3 separate regions of the Mus musculus genome follow, and all the other regions are linked to region 1. A link is a loop called in an ENCODE intact Hi-C map of the cell type or tissue named here. Cell type or tissue: heart. All regions are shown on one strand.

What was found. Peaks named below come from ENCODE experiments on the same cell type or tissue, not always from the same donor. Only the 100,000 strongest peaks of a DNase experiment are listed, where the experiment ranks them.
Region 2: it touches region 1 in a loop (4-fold over the local background); 5 of 42 quality-filtered maps call a loop at or near these places.
Region 3: it touches region 1 in a loop (2.0-fold over the local background); 4 of 42 quality-filtered maps call a loop at or near these places.

The regions. Positions count from the first base shown.
Region 1 is chr15:77,028,200-77,030,699 of GRCm38, forward strand. It overlaps a transcript of Mb not described here. Among named protein-coding and RNA genes, the nearest start is that of Mb, 6.7 kb to the left of the region's middle. In heart, a CTCF peak has its summit at 1,353 (motif pointing left); a DNase peak (open chromatin) is centred at 1,242; H3K27ac peaks cover 2,320 bases.
Region 2 is chr15:77,362,718-77,365,217 of GRCm38, forward strand. No RefSeq gene overlaps it. Among named protein-coding and RNA genes, the nearest start is that of Gm41353, 12 kb to the right of the region's middle. In heart, no CTCF peak of the experiment used is centred here; DNase peaks (open chromatin) are centred at 396 and 1,534; H3K27ac peaks cover 349 bases.
Region 3 is chr15:77,342,539-77,345,038 of GRCm38, forward strand. No RefSeq gene overlaps it. Among named protein-coding and RNA genes, the nearest start is that of Gm41352, 30 kb to the left of the region's middle. In heart, a CTCF peak has its summit at 1,056 (motif pointing right); a DNase peak (open chromatin) is centred at 1,163; H3K4me3 peaks cover 1,869 bases; H3K27ac peaks cover 2,194 bases.

The DNA of each region.
Region 1 (2,500 bases):
GCAAAGCACAGGTCTTGCTCCAGAAGCAAGAGACCATTTCCTCTGAGGCAAGCATGAGAGAGCAGTGCTGGAAGCAGGGGCTTATATTATACATGCATGTGTGTATACACACACATGTACATATGACACTATATACACACATGTACATATATACACACACATGTACATATGACACTATTCCCTGTGAAATGGTTATGGGGACTGTTTGTGTGTTTCCTTGTTTTGTTTGTTTTGTTCTGTTTTGTTTTAAAGCTAAGGTCTCAGGCTAGCTCTGAACTACCCTACATACACACTTGTATTTATGACACTATTCCCTGTGGAATATTCCCTTCTTTGTTTTGTTTGTTTGTTTGTTTGTTTGTTTTGTTTGTTTTGCTTTGTTTTGTTTTAAATACAGGGCCTCTTGTAGCCCAGGCTAGCGCTGAACTACTCTACGTATACACATTTCCTGTGGAATGGTTATGTGAACTATTTGCATGCTTCCTTGTTGTTTTTTTGTTGTCGTTTGTTTTTAAGACAGGGTTTCATGTAGCCCAGGCTAGCACAGGGTCTCATGTAGTCCAAGCTCTGAACTCCTCGTGAATCCAAATGCTGAGATTACAAACATCCACCACTATACATGTCCTCTGTGAACTTTTTATAGTCAGACAACAAACTAAAATAATAAGGCACTTAACAAATATAGTGGTGAGGATGGAAGGTAAAGCAGGTTAAGGGGACCCTGGATTTCAAATGCTAGCTGAAAACATTCTTAGATTTGGGGCTGTTGAGAGTGAATGGTTTCACTTGACAGTAGAAAGATAATGATTTTAAATGGTGAGAGACGGGTAAGTAAAGATATGGAGGATAGACCAACATGATGATGGCTTTGGATCGGCAACACTCCAACTCTCCATAACCACGGGGCTCTAACTAGTCAGTTTGTCTGTAGAATCTTTCTCATAGAGACTTTACACAGATTCCACAAACACACCCTGCTCACTGCACACCGGAGTGTACCCTCTCCCTCCTCCCAGAGCCCTTCCTCTGGGGCAAGCATTTTTATATAGTCCCCGCTTTTACACATGAAGAAACAGAGACACAGAAATTTAGGGACCTTGTTCAAAGTCAGCCAGCAAGTCCGGATCAGAGCCCAAGCAAGGAGTCGGTGTCCACATCTGTGCTCTGTGGCTCAGAGATGTCTGATCTCAGTTCCTCCCCTCCCCTCCTCCTCTTCCTGGCAGCACTAATAAGTACCAGACCTGAGCGTTCTGAAAGCTTATTTCGGTGTTTGGATTCCATCCAGGGTCTCAGGGTCCTGAATGAAATGGTTGCTTTCCCAGTGACTGTCAGCTGGGGAACCTGCTGCCATCTAGTGGCATATGGAAGAAATGCTGCTACCTACGGCACTCCTTCCACCACTCACAAACTGAGTGTGTCTGTCTGTGGTCACTGCTTCTGGCCCTGAAGACAGGTGATGCTTTCCACATTGTTAAAAGACGAGTCATCCACACTCTGGCTCCCAGGGTGGCAAAGTCATCCTTGTGAGGCAGAGGTTGTGGAAGGACTGTCAGGCTGTGTCTGGCTTGGGGATTGGCCTGTGGGCAGAGGGGATAGTTGGCTGAAATGAGAGTAAGAGGGAGCACAGTACATGGGTACTAAGGAGGGTGAGCCCTGTGTGGGAGGACTTGAGGGTGCAGAATTGACTGTGTTGGATAGGCCTCCGGTGGCTGAGGAGAGGCCTATGTCTCCTGGATTTTCTAATGTGGTGGAAGGAGGTCGCTTTAGCAGTGTGTGAATGGCTGTGCAGGCAGCTCAGCTGGGGCGTGAGGCTGGCGAGCCACACAGCTGCCTCTGGTGCCATCCTAAACCATTTCTGACTCAAAGAAAGAGTGGTTACCTCGTTTCTTCCATTTATAAATGAGAACTTCTCTATTTGTAAAATGAGAACTTTAAAAGGCATTCTTTCTCAAGTGTCATCCTGAATAGTGTGTGTGTGCATGTGTCTATGTGTGTCTGTGTATATGTGTGTTTATGCATGTGTCTATGTGTATGTGTCTGTGTGACTATGTGTGTGTTTGTGTTTATGTGTATATATGTATATGCATGTGTATGCATGTGTATCTATGTGTAGTATATGTCTTGTGTATATATTTGTCTTGTGTCTGTGTGTTTGTGTGTATTTATGTATATGTGTGCATGTATGTGTTTGTGTGTTTCTTTGTGCATGTCTGTATGAGCATGCATGTGTATGTGTGTGTGTGTGTCTATGTGTATGTTCCTGAGTGTGTCTATGTGTCTTTGTGTGTATGTCTGTGTGCCTGTGTGTTCATGTCTTTGTGTATGCATGTGTCTACGTGTCTATGTGTGTATGTATCTGTGTGTGTATATATGTGTGTATGTCTGTGTGTACCTGTATAGATGTCTGTGTGGGCATGTTTGCGTGTGTATGTCTTGTGTCTGTGTGTGCCTATCTGTGTGTCTGTGTGAGTGTATGTGCCTGTCTGCAAGCGTGCATGTG
Region 2 (2,500 bases), 330 kb after region 1:
GGACCAGGGTTCGGTTTCCAGAGCCCACATGGCAGCTTACAGCCATCTGTGACTCCAGATCCAGGGGGACACTCTTCAGGTCTTCTCTGGTATCAGGCAGGTATGCGGTACACATACATACATGCAGGCAAGACATTCATACACATGAAATTTAAAAAAGAAAAAAGAAAGAAAAAGAAAAGAAAGAATTCTGAAATACATGTTACATTGATGAAAATGGCAACATTCTTGTAAGGTTTATGTTCTGGGCATCCCTGGCAACAGTAACAGGAAGGGTAGAGGGTGGAAGGCTTAGCTCCGCAGCTGCAAGGACCCTGTGCTTGACAAGATTGGTAATTAGGAGCTACCAACCGGTCAGAGGAAGCCTGTGGGATGATGGGAGCCTAGAGAAGCATCAGTCACACGGAGGGGCCAGGCAGATCCCTGGAGGAACTCACTCCCTGCTGTGTGTGTTAGGAAGAGCAAGAGGAACCAGATGTGCAAGGGGTGGGGGTGGAGGGAGTCCAGAAAAAAAAAACTAGGAGTGTGTGGGGGTGGGTGGGGTGGGGCTAGAACTTAAGTGCTGTTGGAGAAATATGAGTAAGACCTTCGTGAAAGCCTTCGTGTCTCAGTGCATAGTCTTTGTGTCTGTGTGTGTACCATCTTACCTTTGAGCTCCAAGGAGAAAAAGACTCTGCCTGACTCACCTTTATCTTCTTAGAGCCTAGAAAGTACCCGGTATTATCTATGGAGGTTTGATGGATGGATAGATAGGTAGATGCATGAATGAATGAATGAATGAATGAGCGAGTGAATGAATGAGGTGGGATTCCTCTCAGCGCCGTTTCTCTACCTCATTCTGTAGTCTTCCTGCCAATTCACACTGTCTTTAAGTTATTGGGGGGGGGGTGCTGCGACACTTTCTTCAGGTCCTTTGTGTCACTTGCTACACTTCAGCTTTGTGACCTTGGAGTCAGCCCGTGCTGGTGGGTGAGAAGCAGATCCCGAGTGGACCTTTTAAATATTCATGGAGGAGAAGCAATCCCAGCTGGACCTTTTAAATATTCATAAGAGTAGGGGCTCTGGCAGGCTGGACGAATATGAGCAGAATTTGGAAAGGCCTTGGGCAGTGAACGTGCTGAATTAAAGATGAAGCTGTGGTGGGCTGTCTGAGGGGTGCGATTGAAATGAGGAGACCCAGGCAACCTTCCTCTGCTCCTTCCCAGAGTCTGGTGCCCTTGGACTATCAATTTCAGGCTCTGGGAAATGCATGTGGCTTTAGTGGCGACTGGATTGCTCCTTCCTACCACCCTGGTTCAACTGCCACCACCGTGGAGTCCTCTTCCTTCTCAAACCTGGGCAGGGCTGGCATGGGTTTCTGGGTCGCAGGCCCTGGTTGTTTCCCCTATTCTAAGTCTCTGGAGTCTGTCTTGCAGAGACTACCATCCTGAGAGACATAGAACCAAGAAGCACGGATCTGCAGAAGTTCTCACTGTGGAAAATACACAGCACCTCCACCCACTTCCCAGAGTGGCTGACTCATAGGCTAGGTCTCCTCCCACCAGCCAACATCTAATTTGGGTTTGAACTCCACCCATGGTTCCCTTGTCTGAGCATTTGAATGTGTCTCTCCAGGACTTGTTTTTTTTTCTTTCTTGGTGTGTGTGTGTGTGTGTGTGTGTGTGTAGTTGGGTACCTGTGTATGTGTGTGCATGCATGTGGAAGATAGAGGTCAGCCTTGGGTGCTGTCTCTCAGGGGCTGTCCACATTGATTTTTTTTTTAGGCATAGGTCTCTCATTGGCCTGGAGATTATCAATGGTAGGCTAGGCTGACTGGCCGGCCAGTGAGCCCCAGGGCGCCTGTCCCTGTCTCCCCAGCTCTGGATTTACAGATATCTGCTACCATCTGCTACCACGGCTGGCTTTTTTCTTTTTTTTAAGAATTTTAAAAAAAATCTGGGTGTCGCCAGACAGTAGTGGCACACGTCTTTAATCCTAGCACTTGGGAGGCAGAGGCAGGTGGATTTCTGAGTTTGAGGCCAGCCTGGTCTACAGAGTGAGTTCCAGGACAGCCAGGGCTACACAGAGAAACCCTGTCTTGAAAAACAAACAAACAAACAAACAAACAAACAAACAAACAAACAAACAGAAAGGAGTGTTGGGGATTGAACTTGGGCCCTCATAGCTGTGTAGCAAGCACCTTTTCACTACTTCCTAACTCATGTTTTCCTTTTGGTCCCATCCCTGCATCCCCCTGATCCTAAAATTAGGGAGGTTCCTTATTTTACTTATCTCCCCGAGTCTCCCCATACTCTAGAACTAACTCTTCTGAAAGCTCCGCCCTGATCTGCCCAGGTCTTACCTGTTCTCCTGTGGTTGTTATGGTAGCTCTGTCATCTTTAGAAAGTGCCGCTTGCTCCCATGGCTTGCTCAGCCTGCTTTTTTATAGAACCCAGGACCACTTGCCTAGTGGTGGCACAAACGACAGTGACCAGGTCCCTGCCATATTAGTCATTAATGG
Region 3 (2,500 bases), 310 kb after region 1:
CTAAGACCTCAGAAGCCCCCACCTCCCTTCCCCTGTCCTGTCCATGTCTCCCCTCCCCCCACACCCTGTCCTGAGTCCTCTGCACTCCTCCTCCCACCTGGTGCTGCAATTCAGACCACAGAGGAGAAAGTCCGAGATCAGAACTGGAGACGCAGGACGGGAATTAGCTGGGGGCAGCGGAGACACTTTGGAAGATGAAGTAGAAAGTAATGTGAGGTATATGGCCATAGAGCTTACAGAGTGCATGTGTGATGTCCATGCTCACAGAGTTTACAGTGGATGTCTGCATCTATTTTACATATTACTTTGTCCTAGCAGCGATATTTTGAGGAAGGCTGGAAGGGAATCTTTTTCTTTTTCCCCTCCTCATTTTATAGATGTGAAGTCTGAGACTCAGAAAGGTTAAGTTACTTGCTTAAGGTCACACAGCCAAGATCAGGGCAGGCATTCAATCCCTTTCGCTCCTTGACTCCGGGCGTTTATAACTTGAGCTTATGGTACTGAGTGGGACAGCAAATGCCAGTCAGCGCTTCAGCGATGCCGGTCAACGGTAGCGACAAAACGTGTTCCTATTAATACTTCCATTGTCTGCCTCCTCTACAGAGACCCATTGTATGTCTGTCTAGGGACTTCCTGTCCTGATGGGGGCAAATCCAGTCAGTCAATCTTGTTCATGCAGTTGTCTGCCTTTCCTGTTGGGGCCACATTTGGAGCGGATAAGGGACAGGAGAAGAAATGAAGGAAGGCGCACGAGAAGAGCCTGGAGATGGAGATGCTTTGCTGTTCCACGCTGCAGGGGTAACGGGTTTCCTCTCAGTATTCCACGGCCATGATACTCTCTGCCTCTCCTCATCTCTTGGGCTTCAGCCTGTCAAGGTGGGGATGGGAAGGCTTGCAGAGCGCATGGTAAGAGCTAAGCTGACACTGGAACCATAGAGAGGCGGTGGGGGGAAACAGTGGACTGCAAACTGCTGACATCGTTCCTCTTCTGGGTATGCGGCAAGGATCCCACAAAAGAAAAGCGGTGGGTGAGGCTGGAACCACAGGGGAGAATCCAGCAGGGGGCGCTCTGCCAGCGGACCTGCCCTGCTTCCCTTGCCTGGAGCCCCCTCTGACCCTGTAGGAAGCGGACCTGCCCAGCTTCCCTTGCCCGGAGACCGTGTAGGAAGTGCCTTCTATCAGGGTTTCCTGAGCGGATGACACTTGCCCCTCCCTTGATGGATAGCCCCATAGCTTTTTCTTGCCCCTAATGTGGCCAGATGTTCTCCCTAGGTCGCGTGGAGACACAGCAAAAAGGTCTGGGGCTCAGGAAACCAAGGGCTCTGAGCTGTCCTGGCTTTGTGCCTGAACAAATAAATCACTTGACTTTCTTAGGTCTTGGCTCGCTTTCTGTGATATGGGGAGCCTGTCAAGATATCTCAGGGTGGCAGGGGATGGGACATGGTGGGAAGGGGCAGCTGCTCACTGGCTAGTCGCCACCGTAATTGTCACTGTTACCAGCATAAAGGAAAGGCTTCTGGAGCCTTAGGGCCCAGAGGGAGGGAGGAAAGGGTTACGGGAGCAGAGGATACCCCCTCCACACTTCCCTCTCTGTACCTGAGAGCCAAAGGAAAGATCGGGAAGGTTTGGAAAGGCAGGAAAGCCGGACAGGCTCAGAGAATATAGGCTGGGTCTGGAAGAGCCTGCCCTTTTTCTCGGGGTCCTCCCCTTCCAGCTCTATCCATGGCCGGCAACTTCCTCCTAGGCTGTGCTATTGTGGCAGCGGGCATGTTTCTTTTTCAGTGTGTTTGGGAGGCAGGATCAAGGTGGAGAATCTCCAGTTACCAGCATTCCTGAAACAGATCCAAAAGAGGCCGGCCTGACAGAAGGCAGAGACACCCGCGGAAAGGGAGAGGGGCTAAAGGGGCTGGAGGACGGAGCTAATCCAGCCTCCTTGGTCCAGTTTTATAGTTGTTCCCAGGCCTTCTCTAGTGTCACCAAAATGGAGTAGAGCCACTGTCTTCCCTGGGCTCAAGTTTGAGGACAAAGGTTAGAGATCAGGGTGTGACCCCAGCCTTTACGAGTGTGCTCACATCCTGAGCCCTAGGTTGGGTGGGCCTTTCAAAAGGCTTGTGTTGCCCCGAGGGCAGGAAAACTAAGGCTCCCCCTCCCAAAGATCGGCCTTCTCCATGTGTGTGAGAGTATGCACAAAGCTGGGTCATGTACTTCTACTATCCTGCCTGGAGGATCCCAGGCAGCTTGTGAGTTGTCTGTTAGACTAAGGACAGTGTGGCTCTAGGGCACATGGAATACATTATCTTCCCTATTTTTCCAATGAAGACATCAAGGGTCAGAGAGGCCAAGCGACCTCACTGAGGTCGCAGGCACAGTTGACTGGAGCTCTGGGACCCTGATCCTCTCTCTGGCTCAGGGAGTTCCTCTCAGGTTTGCAGGGCTCTGACCTTATAGATTTTGCTGCCTTTGAAAACAGCTCAAATCCCAGCGGCCCCAGGGAATGTCA